2 separate regions of the Homo sapiens genome follow, and region 1 is linked to region 2. Evidence: chromatin contacts called from ENCODE Hi-C data. All regions are on one chromosome and are shown on one strand. Each heading gives the region's core, a stretch centred on a gene start or an enhancer-like site at or near the end of the contact. The rest is flanking DNA. Distances are from core to core; before and after follow the strand shown.

Region 1 (5,116 bases), core at 1,581-4,080, 790 kb after region 2:
TATTCACTATTTAAGTTCATCTTTCTGGGTCTGTTTCCTCATCTATAAAAACTAAAACTCACCTCCCAGAATTGTTGTAGGTATAAAATTGGAGATTGCAGGGAAATGAGACTTCAGACAAAGTGCACAGATAGTTGTGTAAACTCATCCAGAATATGAATGTAAACCCCAAATATAAAAAGACAATAGTATGGCATGAACTGAGTTTTGCAGATCTGGTGTGACCCACATGATCAGACAGTGTCACCAGCAGCTGCACCCCACCTTTGGGAACCCTGGGGTCCAAGGAAAGAGCACTAAGGTGGCTGCAAGTACTTCTTCTCAATGAGAATGCCTAGGAGCTTCCCGTTTCCTTGACTAAATAAATCAGAAACTTAATCTAACATTATAGTGAGTGGGTTCATGCATATTTGTGTACTTCTTTTGTTTGGGAAAGATCTCTTCCTCAAAACCTGTAACCCATGGAAACACTGCAAATGTTATATGTAAAATGCTTACCACAATGCCATATGGTAAGCACTCAATACATTTAAGTGATTTTAATTTTTTTAATTCATTAAACAAGTCATATCAAAAATTAATTACTAATGATTACCATTATTCAAAGAAAAATTTAAATCACCAATAACTCTATTTCTAAAAGAGAACTATGGTTAATATTTTGGTGCATGAGTTTCCTGACTTTTCCCTCTTCTCTATAATAATAAATATTTTACATACTATTTTAAAGCTGTCTTTTCTATTTAAATTTGTATATTTATTTCTTTTCCTATACATACATTTTAAAACAATTTTCAATAATTACAATAAGTTCGTGACCAGCCTAGGAAACATAATGAGACCCTGTCTCTACAAAAAACTTAAAAATTGGCTGGGTGCAGTGGTGTGCATCTGTAGTCCCAGCTACTTAAGAGGCTGAGGTGGGAGGATCACTTGAACCCAGGAGATTGAAGGTGCAGTGAGCTATAGTCACACTGCTGTGCTCCAGCCTGGGTGATGGAGTAAGACACTGTCTCAAAATAAAATAAAATATAAATATAAATAATAATCCTTTATGTCTATAATCCCTGCTGTTTGATATTTAATTACCCACTTGTATATAAAAGACATATAGATAATACATTTATATCATAAATATATTAACATGTACACACTTTTAAGGTTTGGACTAATATTCAAACTGCCCTCTAGAAAGTCTGGCTGTATGATGCACTGTCCCACCAACAGCTGCACTGTTGTCAACACAGTACCATAAAATTTCACATTTTTAGCCAGTCTTAATTTGTTCTTCGATTTTCATTACAAAATTCTTAAGGGCAATAGTTGTTTTCTTTTGTTTTTACATCCCCCACAATGCCAAAACAGTGTCAGACATAAAGAAATATTTTAAATGAATTCTAACCTTATCTTTAAAAAGCATATTTATTTCAGCCTTAGGTGGAGAGGGAGGTCTGCTATAGAGGTGCTGTGGGATTCAGGAAAAAAAATAACAACCCTGTAATTCTGTATTTTAACAAGAGAAAGGAGCTAATCATAATTTAGTCTCATTCTGACCAATTAAAATAATATATTGTATGAAATGAAAGAATATTTATCTCAAGGTTTGAATCTTCATATATTACTATATATCTACTTCCAAATTCAAAGAGGGAGCCATCAAAGACCATTGTAGACTGGAATTGGATATTTCTTTATCGGAATAATTACCACTAAGAGAATAAAAATAAACACACTTCTGATAAATTCTCATTGCCTGGTGGAAAGGCTAAATGCAATTCTAGCCTGGGGTCAAATTTTTGCTTATAAAGTTATTTTTCTGTGCTAAACTGAAAAAAAAAAAAAGAAACAAAAGGGATTGTCTGATATTCATACTCTAATATTCAATACAGGCCCAATCATGCAAGATACGTTTAAATCTTTAACACCTAAGGAAGATGAATTAAGCTTTAATGTAGTATTTAAGAAAAAAGCAGGTGTCACTAATGAGGTATAACAGTTAGACTTTCCATCTTCCTTGACAAGGTCAGTTGCCAAAATCATTTTGTTTCATCATGTTATAACAGATTTTTAGCGCACATATCAAAACTCTGACCTAACAAATGGTATGCAAAAGGACAAAAATGGCATTTACTCTTATAAATTTGCAAATATTTTGTGCTTAATGGTACTGTCATAATAGGATTTACAATTAGAAAATCTCAATGAGGTATTTTAAAATCTAATTTAAAACATATAAGCAACAAAGTTAAAAATGCTTCAACAATTATGTTGGTTCGGGTACCCAGTTCAAATTGAGTAATTTCTGAACATTATATAACTTAGGTGAGTTTGCTTTTTAAGAAATCAAGACTAAAATGTTACAATTTATGAAATAAATGCTGAATTATGAAAGGGATGCAAAAAAGTACTTTTCTACATTGTTTAAACACAATCCTTTATGATTCTAATGATAATTTTCCATAATAACTGAATAAAAGAATAAGTTGAATCTGAAGTATGCATGAGCATACAAATGGGAGAATGATTTCTGTATGAGCTCAATGTAATTATACAACCTAGGCTTGATTTCTAAAGACAATTGAGGCTCCTTTTCTTTTTAGCTATAAACAACTTGCTGTATGATATGTAATGCAAAACCGTATTTTGGGAGATTTCAAACATTTATAATCCACAGGAAAAATACTCAACACTCCTACACTATTTTTTCAAGCCCACAATAGTGCAGTCTTTCAGCTATAAAGCCAGAAGCCAGTTATAAAACCAGTACTTTTCCACTAGAGTTACTTGTGGGGCGGGGAAGGGGACGTTCAGCACTGCAAACGTTAGGGTCTAAAATAAGATCATTGCAAGGAGTTACTACAACACTTGCACTGCCAGCACTGTCATGGCAACAATGAACTAGCTAGGAGAATGCTCTTTTAACTTTCAAAGCTAATCTTGAGTCTATTGCTCATGGAAATATACCAAATTTTCTTTTAGGTAGTGCATTAAATAAATCATCTTACTAGGAATCTCTTAATATAAAAATAAGCCTTTTATACACCATATTTCCAGGATCTCAGTCCATAGAATCCTTGCGATCAGGCAACTTTTATAATGACAACATAATGAAAATTATACACCACAGTGAAACATGAAGATTCAGTAGGGTTCAAATCAGTTTCAACATGGGTCAAGGTTTAAATAAGAACTTGATATGCAACTTAATAACATCTGAGAATGTGGTTTCCCCTAGAAAAGTTTTAAGTTTTACCTTGAAGGAAAACAATTTGGGAAAGAAAGTAATATATTTTTACTGTTAGGAATCTTAACGTTAAATTTTTATTCAGATAATGAGGTATAATGTTGGAAAGCACAGACTCTTGAGTCTCACAGCCTGGGTTTTAAACCTGACTCCTCCTCTTACAGACTGAGCATCCCTAATCCAAAAATCCCAAATCCCAAATGCTCCAAAGTCTGAAACATTTTGAGAACTGACACGACACCCCAAGTAGAAAAATTCCACACACAAGTACTTAATACAGACTATTTCATGCACAAAATTATTCCAAGTATTGCATAAAAATTACCTTCAGATTATGTGATAAGGTATATATAAAACAGATATATTTTGTGTTTAGATTTGGGTTACATCCCGAAGATATCTCATTATACATATGCAAATATTCCAAAATCCAAAAAAAAAAAATCTGAAATCTGAAACACTTCTCGTCCCAAGCATTTTGTTCTGTTTTGAAACAAGGCCTCCCTCTGTTGCCCAGGCTGGAGTGCAGTGGTGCAATCTTGACTTACTGCAGCCTTGACCTCCTGGGCTCAAGCAATCCTCCTACTTTACCTCCCAAGGAACTGGGACCACAGGCATGCATCACCATGCCCAGCTAATGTTTGTATTTTTTGTAGAGATGAGGTCTCACTATGTTGCCCAAGCAGGTGTTGAACTCTGGGCTCAAGCAATCCAACAAAACCCTGGGATCACAGGTGTGAGTCATGGTGCCCAGCCTGGTCTTAAGCATTTTGGATAAGACATATTCAACTTGCATTAGCTATGATAACTTGGGCAAGTTTTTAACCCATCTGGGCCTTGTTTTTTCTTGACAGATAAAATGGGAATAAAAATATCTACTCATACAATGTTGGGAAGGTTGAATGAATTATTACATGAAAAGGGCTAAGGGTTAGGTGTGGCATACAGAATGCCTTTTCTTCTTGTTTTCAAAAGCATACAGACTGCTAATGGCTCTTTAAGACAACTTGATTCCAATCCCATGGCACATTTTAAAGCAGACAGGAAAGTCTGGTGCCACCTCTGCCCCTCCCCTCCCATCCACCCCAATTCACAGAAGATAAACTAGGCAGGCATTGGGAGCTCAGCAGGAGCCCCAAAGACACCTGCCAGATATTACCAAGCAAATTCAACCTTGCTTAGTTCCTTTCTTCTAAATTATATCAGGCTGTCTGATACAGAAAGCACTGTTTTGAAGACTTTCTGCTTAGTATGTCAAGCTCCCATTGGGGGAAGCACAGTAGAAACACTGATAGGGCAGCTCTAATGTCCTCATTAAACCGTCAAGGAAAGAAACTTCTGTAGTAGATAACTTGCTTGGAGTACTAGACATGAATCAACCAGGAGCAGAGTATTCGGTTGCTTACTGGCAATACCGGCATACAAACAATCACTTGCTTTCCTATATTATGTGTCCCTGAAGACACGTTGAAATTTAAATGTTTATAAGTGAAATAAGAGACTAACTCAGTGTAAGGGAAATCCAGTTCCCAGAGAGCTAAAACAATATTTATAAAATCCTTGTAGTTCCTAGAGGCACTATTTCCCCTAGGACCAATGAACCTTTAAAGTAGCTTAAAACTTTCTCAGTTGGCTGGAGACTTGGGGGCTCTAAGGGCATATAGTGCTAGAGGGCTCAACTTCCTATCTCCTCCCCTAGAGGAAGGAGGCAGAATAGAATACTAAGTACTCACATTCACTGAGTGCTTACTGGGTTCCAGTAAGCATTGCTCATAACTCTGTAAGGGAACTGAGGCTTAAGGAGGTTATGTAACTTGCCCAGTCACACAGTTTGGCAGAGCAGGACTTAAACCCGGTCTGACTAACTTCACA
Region 2 (5,145 bases), core at 543-3,042:
GGTTGGCACCTGTAGTCCCAGCTACTGGGGAGGCTGAAGCAGGAGGATCATGTAAGTTCAGGTGTTCAAGGCTACTATGCACAATGATGGAGTCTGTGAATAGCCACAGCACTTGGGCCTGGGCAACATAGTGAGGCCACTTCTCTTAAAAAAAAAAAAACAAAAAACAAAAAAACAAAAGTTGAGTTTTTAGAAGGCCTTTTTGATTTACCAGCCAAACTGCTCTCTCATTGATTCCACAACACTGAATTATCTTTATTTTTAAAAAAATTTATTCTAAAAGTCTTTGTATTTTGTTCCCTCCCCCTTCCCCCTTCCCCTCCCCTTCACTCCCCCTTCCCCTCCCCTTCACTCCCCCTTCCCCTCCCCTCCTCTTCTCTTTTCTTTTTTTGAGACAGAGTCTCGCTCAGCTGCCCAGGCTGGAGTGCAGTGGCACGATCTCGACTCACTGCAGCCACCCTCTCCCGGATTCAAGCGATTCTCCCTGCCTCCGCCTCCCAAGTAGCTGGGATTATAGGCACCTGCCATCATGCCGGCTAATTTTTGTATTTTAGTAGAGACAGGGTTTCACCATGTTGGCTAGGCTGGTCTTGAACTCCTGACCTCAGGTGATACGCCTGCCTCAGCCTCCTAAAGTGCTAGGATTACAGGCGTGAGCCACCGCGCCGGGCCTTCTCTTTTTTTTTTTTTTTTTGTTTTTTTTTTGTTTTTTTGAGACAGGGACTCACTCTGTCTCCCAGGCAGGAGTGCAGTGGCACAATCCCAGCTCACTACAGCCTCCACCTCCTGGACGCAACCCCCACCTCGGCCTCCCTAGTAACTAGGACTACAGGGCACAGGCCACCATGCCCAGTTTTGTATTTTTTGCAGAGACAGGATCTCGCTATGTTGCCCAGACTGGTCTCAAACTCCCGGGCTCAAGCGATTCTCCTGCCTGGGCCTCCCAGGCATGAGCCACCTAGCCCGGCCTGTATTATCTTTTCTGGAATTCATCTCGCTTACTGGATTGCCAGCCTCTTCTGGACAGCAATTTGTACTCCTAATTCGCTTATTATAGTATGTCAAAGCATTTATTGTTTAATCAAATTAGGGCAGATCAATGAGAAGTTACCCTTCGGATACACTGTCCCATGACTTCTCCGTCCACCGACAGTCCTTCTTAGGCCCTTGGCTTTCCCATGCCACTTATACAATCTTTCAAAACATTTGAGTGCGTACCATTTATATTATTCAAATACGAAAAGGGAAAGCGGTAGGCGCACATTTCAGGTACTCGTCAAAGATGAGTTGGACGCTGGAGATAAAATAAAAAATGGGCCTACCATTTAGGGAGGTGTGACGAAGTGACACCACTCTTCCGTTAAAACCCGAGGGCCCATTGGGTCACCTCCATTTTATTCAGGTTTCGGAATCTCGGTCATGTGAGCTAACTTAAAAGGCTCAAGAGTGGTTACCTGCCTACCCGTCATAATCACTTCCCAATTCCTTGAAAACTTCGGGTTCCTCGGCCGGCCGCCAGCGCCGGGCGGAGAATCGCCCTCCCTCCCACTGCCCAGACTGGAGCTGCCTGTTCCGTTCCACCCCGCCCCACCCCACTGCATGCTGGGAGTCGTAGTCCCGGCTGGCAGCGTCCGGAAGGACGGGAGGGCACGGGAGTGCAGCCCGCCCATGTGGCTACTGGAGGTCACGTTCCCTAACTGATCCCTTGGTTCTCTCGGGTGGAGCCTTCAGCGTGCACGGCGGGGTTTGACTTTGCCACCGTCTCTCTTCTGGGTTCCAATAAAGTTTTCCTCTTCCTCTCCTCGTACGGAGTTCAAGATGGCGGCCTCCTGGTCGCTCTTGGTTACCCTGCGCCCCTTAGCACAGAGCCCGCTGAGAGGGAGATGTGTTGGGTGCGGGGCCTGGGCCGCCGCTCTCGCTCCTCTGGCCACCGCCCCTGGGAAGCCCTTTTGGAAAGGTCAGTGACTGTGCCATGAGTAGTCCGAGCCGACTGCATATGACTGGAGAAGCCTCTGGGATTACCCTCCCTGTCCGATCTACCCCAGGTGTCTCCTGCTTTCACGAAGCTGAGGGCTCCTCGAGAGGAGTTTCCATTTCTCTTGACCTTTTATACTGTCTGTGAATGAGCCCTGAGCACTGAGGGAAATGACCCTGAGTGACTTTCATTTTGAGGGTCAGAGGTTGACTCAGAGTTTGTTCCTTCCGGGACGTTTAGAGAGCTGAACCTAGTGGGAGTGCCTGGCTTGAAGAGATGCAGGTGTGGGGTTGGGGCCTGGGGACCCCTACCCTCTGCGTTTTCCAAGCTCTCGGGGCTGGTGACTGACGGGCACTGGAGGAAGAGCCGCGCCTGGGACCTCTGCAGGCCCTGATGTCTCTCGTGATTCTAGGAAGGAAGGTCCACACACATTCTCAGATTGAGGGATCGATTCTTGGTGTTCTTTTCAAGTCACTAGGGGCTTCAGTGGAATTATTTTGTCACCGGGCTTTCTTTCTCCCTGGCTTCCTTCATTCAGTTATATGTTCATGAATGAATGAATGAATGTATATTCTGAGTAACCAAGAGTGCCAGTTTTACTGCTCTATTCATGTATTCGCACTAAACTGCACGATTTTCAAAGGCAAGGACATTGTGTCATTGTTTCCTAAGCACTTAGCGCAATGATTGGTACTTGACGTGCAAATATGATTTTTGAGTGAATGAATGAATGAAATTATTCTCCTTGTCTCCCTCATCCACATACTCGTTTTCCTTTTTCTCAAATCCAAGCAACCCCTGTAATATACCTTAATAGATTGATAGACCTTAATAAGGTATATACCTTAATAGATTATTTATTAATTTAGCTAAAAATATGACAATCTTTGACCCTTATCATCAATGCAGTTGAAATTAATACTAGAACTTTGATTAGGTCACCTTACGTCTTTCTGCAAAGATTAGCATAATGCATTTAGTATAATGGAATAGGCTCCACACACTGCCTGGGGGTAGCCCTGATCTGCTGGAGTAGTCGTTAAAAGTAAATAAATAAATAAAGATATAATGGAATATTCTGGTAGTGTAAGCTGTGGATTATAATATAAATTTTATTTTTCATTTTTGGTAGTCAATAAAAGCAAATGCTATAAATTTCAACAGGTGCAAGAAAGAATATGGCAAAATGTAAGGCTTTTTTCTATCCCTATCCCTTAGCTGCTTAGTTTTTCTCCTCAGAGGCAATCTGTGATACTAGTTTCTTATGTATTCTTCCAGATATATTCTGTGTATGTATAAGCATATACATATATAGATAATGGTATTAAAAAAATAGAAGTAGTAACATGCTGTACACATTGTTTTGTGTATACAGCAGTTAATTCTGTTAATTGTTAATTTCTTTTTAAATTTAGTAGCTTGGAGATCATTCCATATCAATACCATATCAATTTCATATGAATAGAACTGCCTCGTGTTTTAAGTTTTAAAAATAGTATTCCATTCTATGTATATACCATGATTTATGAACATTAAAGATTTAAGGAGCATCATTATAACATATAAAATTCACTGAATGCTTATTCTGTGTCATACAATATACTAAGTACTTTCTACATACATTATCTTATTATTCCTCATTATCCTCATTTTGGAGATCATGAATCCAAGGTTGCTGAAGTTATATGGCTAGTAAGTGTCAGAACTGGATTCAAGTGAAGGCTGTGCTATTAATCTATACTCACACTTTCTCCAATACACAAAATTTAGCCAATTCTGGGTGTGAAGATTTGATGAAAATGCAGTTAGGTTAGAGGTCCATTTAATTGTATCTAAGGACGCTCCCTTCCCCTCTTTATTTTTATTTTGTTTATTTATTTATTTTTTTGAGATAGAGCCTTGCTCTGTCTCCCAGACTGGAGTGCAATGGTACAATCTCGGCTCACTGCAACCTCCACCTCCTGGATTCAAGCAATTCTCCCTGCCTCAGCCTCCCTAGTAGCTGAGATCACAGGCACCCACCACCACGCCTGGCTAGTTTTTGTATTTTTAGTAGAGATGGGGTTTCACCATGTTGGGCAGGCTGGTCTCAAACTCCTGACCTCAGGTGATCCGGAGCCTCGGCCCCCCAAAATGCTGGGATTACAGGCGTGAGCCATGGTGCCCTGCCCCCATCTTTAAATAAAAGGAAAATTTTAGTTGAAATTTTGTTCAGTATTCAGAGTCTGATTTACAAATCGATTTTCTATCCCTTTCCTGTTTTTTTGGGGGGGTACATTTCTATTTTACCTTCATTTTTCATCTTTTGAAGTCTACTATTTAGTACAGTGTAATGTGGCTGGGTGTGGTGGCTCACACCTGTAATCCTGGCACTTTGGAAGCCTGAGGGAGTAGGATCACTTGAGCTCAGGAGTTTGAGACCAGCCTGGGCAACATGGCAAAACCCCCTCTCTATAAAAAATACAAAACTTAGCCGGGTGTGGTGGTGCACGCCTGTAGTCCCAGCTACTTGGGAGGCTGAGGTGGGAGGATCACTTGAGCCCAGGAAGTCGAGGCTGCAGTGAGCTGAGAGAGATGGCGTCACTGCACTGCAGGCTGGGTGACAGAGTGAGAACCTGTCTCAAAAAAAAAAAAAAAAAAAAAGGAAAAGTGAATGAACCTGAGTTCTAGCCCTTGAATAGCCCATAGTCTTGAGAGGCATATGGAATTATGGTAGCCAGCATTTGATGAGCCCCTTCTGTGTTCTAGGCACTTTGCTTGCAGTTTCTGTTTCATAATTTAATCTTCATAAAACTCTATAAAAATTATTGTCTTTATTTTATAGATGAATAAACAAGGATGGTCACCCAACTTGGATTTTAAACCCAGGTGTTTTTGCTTCAGAGTCACAAACTTAACTGCTATTTGTACTAGCTTTTTAATGTAACAGTGAACATTAATAACATATTGTACCATGATCTAAGCCTGTTTGAAGTGTTATAAGACTGCAGAGGAGGAAGCAGCTCTGCTTGGAGAGGGGAAGAATTTTTTTTTTTTTTTTTTTTTTTGAGACAGAGTCTCGCTCTGTCACCCAGGCTGTAGTGCAATGGTGTGATCTCTGCTCATTGCAACCTCTGCCTCCTGGGTTCAAGCGATTTTCCTGCCTCAGCCTCCTGAGTAGCTGGAATTAC

What was found. Hi-C counts contacts between places; a loop is a spot of excess contacts on that map. Pooled maps may share reads with other maps.
Region 1: a pooled map shows a loop between it and region 2 (2.0-fold over the local background). The contact joins the enhancer-like site here to the promoter of AFG1L in region 2. A Hi-C loop is called at or near these places in 1 of 50 pooled maps.

Annotation. Positions count from the first base shown.
Region 1 is chr6:109,077,366-109,082,481 of GRCh38, forward strand. All of the region lies in intron 1 of SESN1 (sestrin 1), which reads right to left. Among named protein-coding and RNA genes, the nearest start is that of SESN1, 15 kb to the right of the region's middle. Within about 2 kb of position 2,831, at least 12 of the 41 ENCODE cell types and tissues checked have a DNase peak (open chromatin) inside an H3K27ac peak, as active enhancers do.
Region 2 is chr6:108,293,262-108,298,406 of GRCh38, forward strand. AFG1L (AFG1 like ATPase) reads left to right here and starts at 1,793. Exons shown (of 13, transcript NM_145315.5): 1 at 1,793-1,957. The coding sequence starts at 1,819. RefSeq lists an enhancer at 1,645-2,134.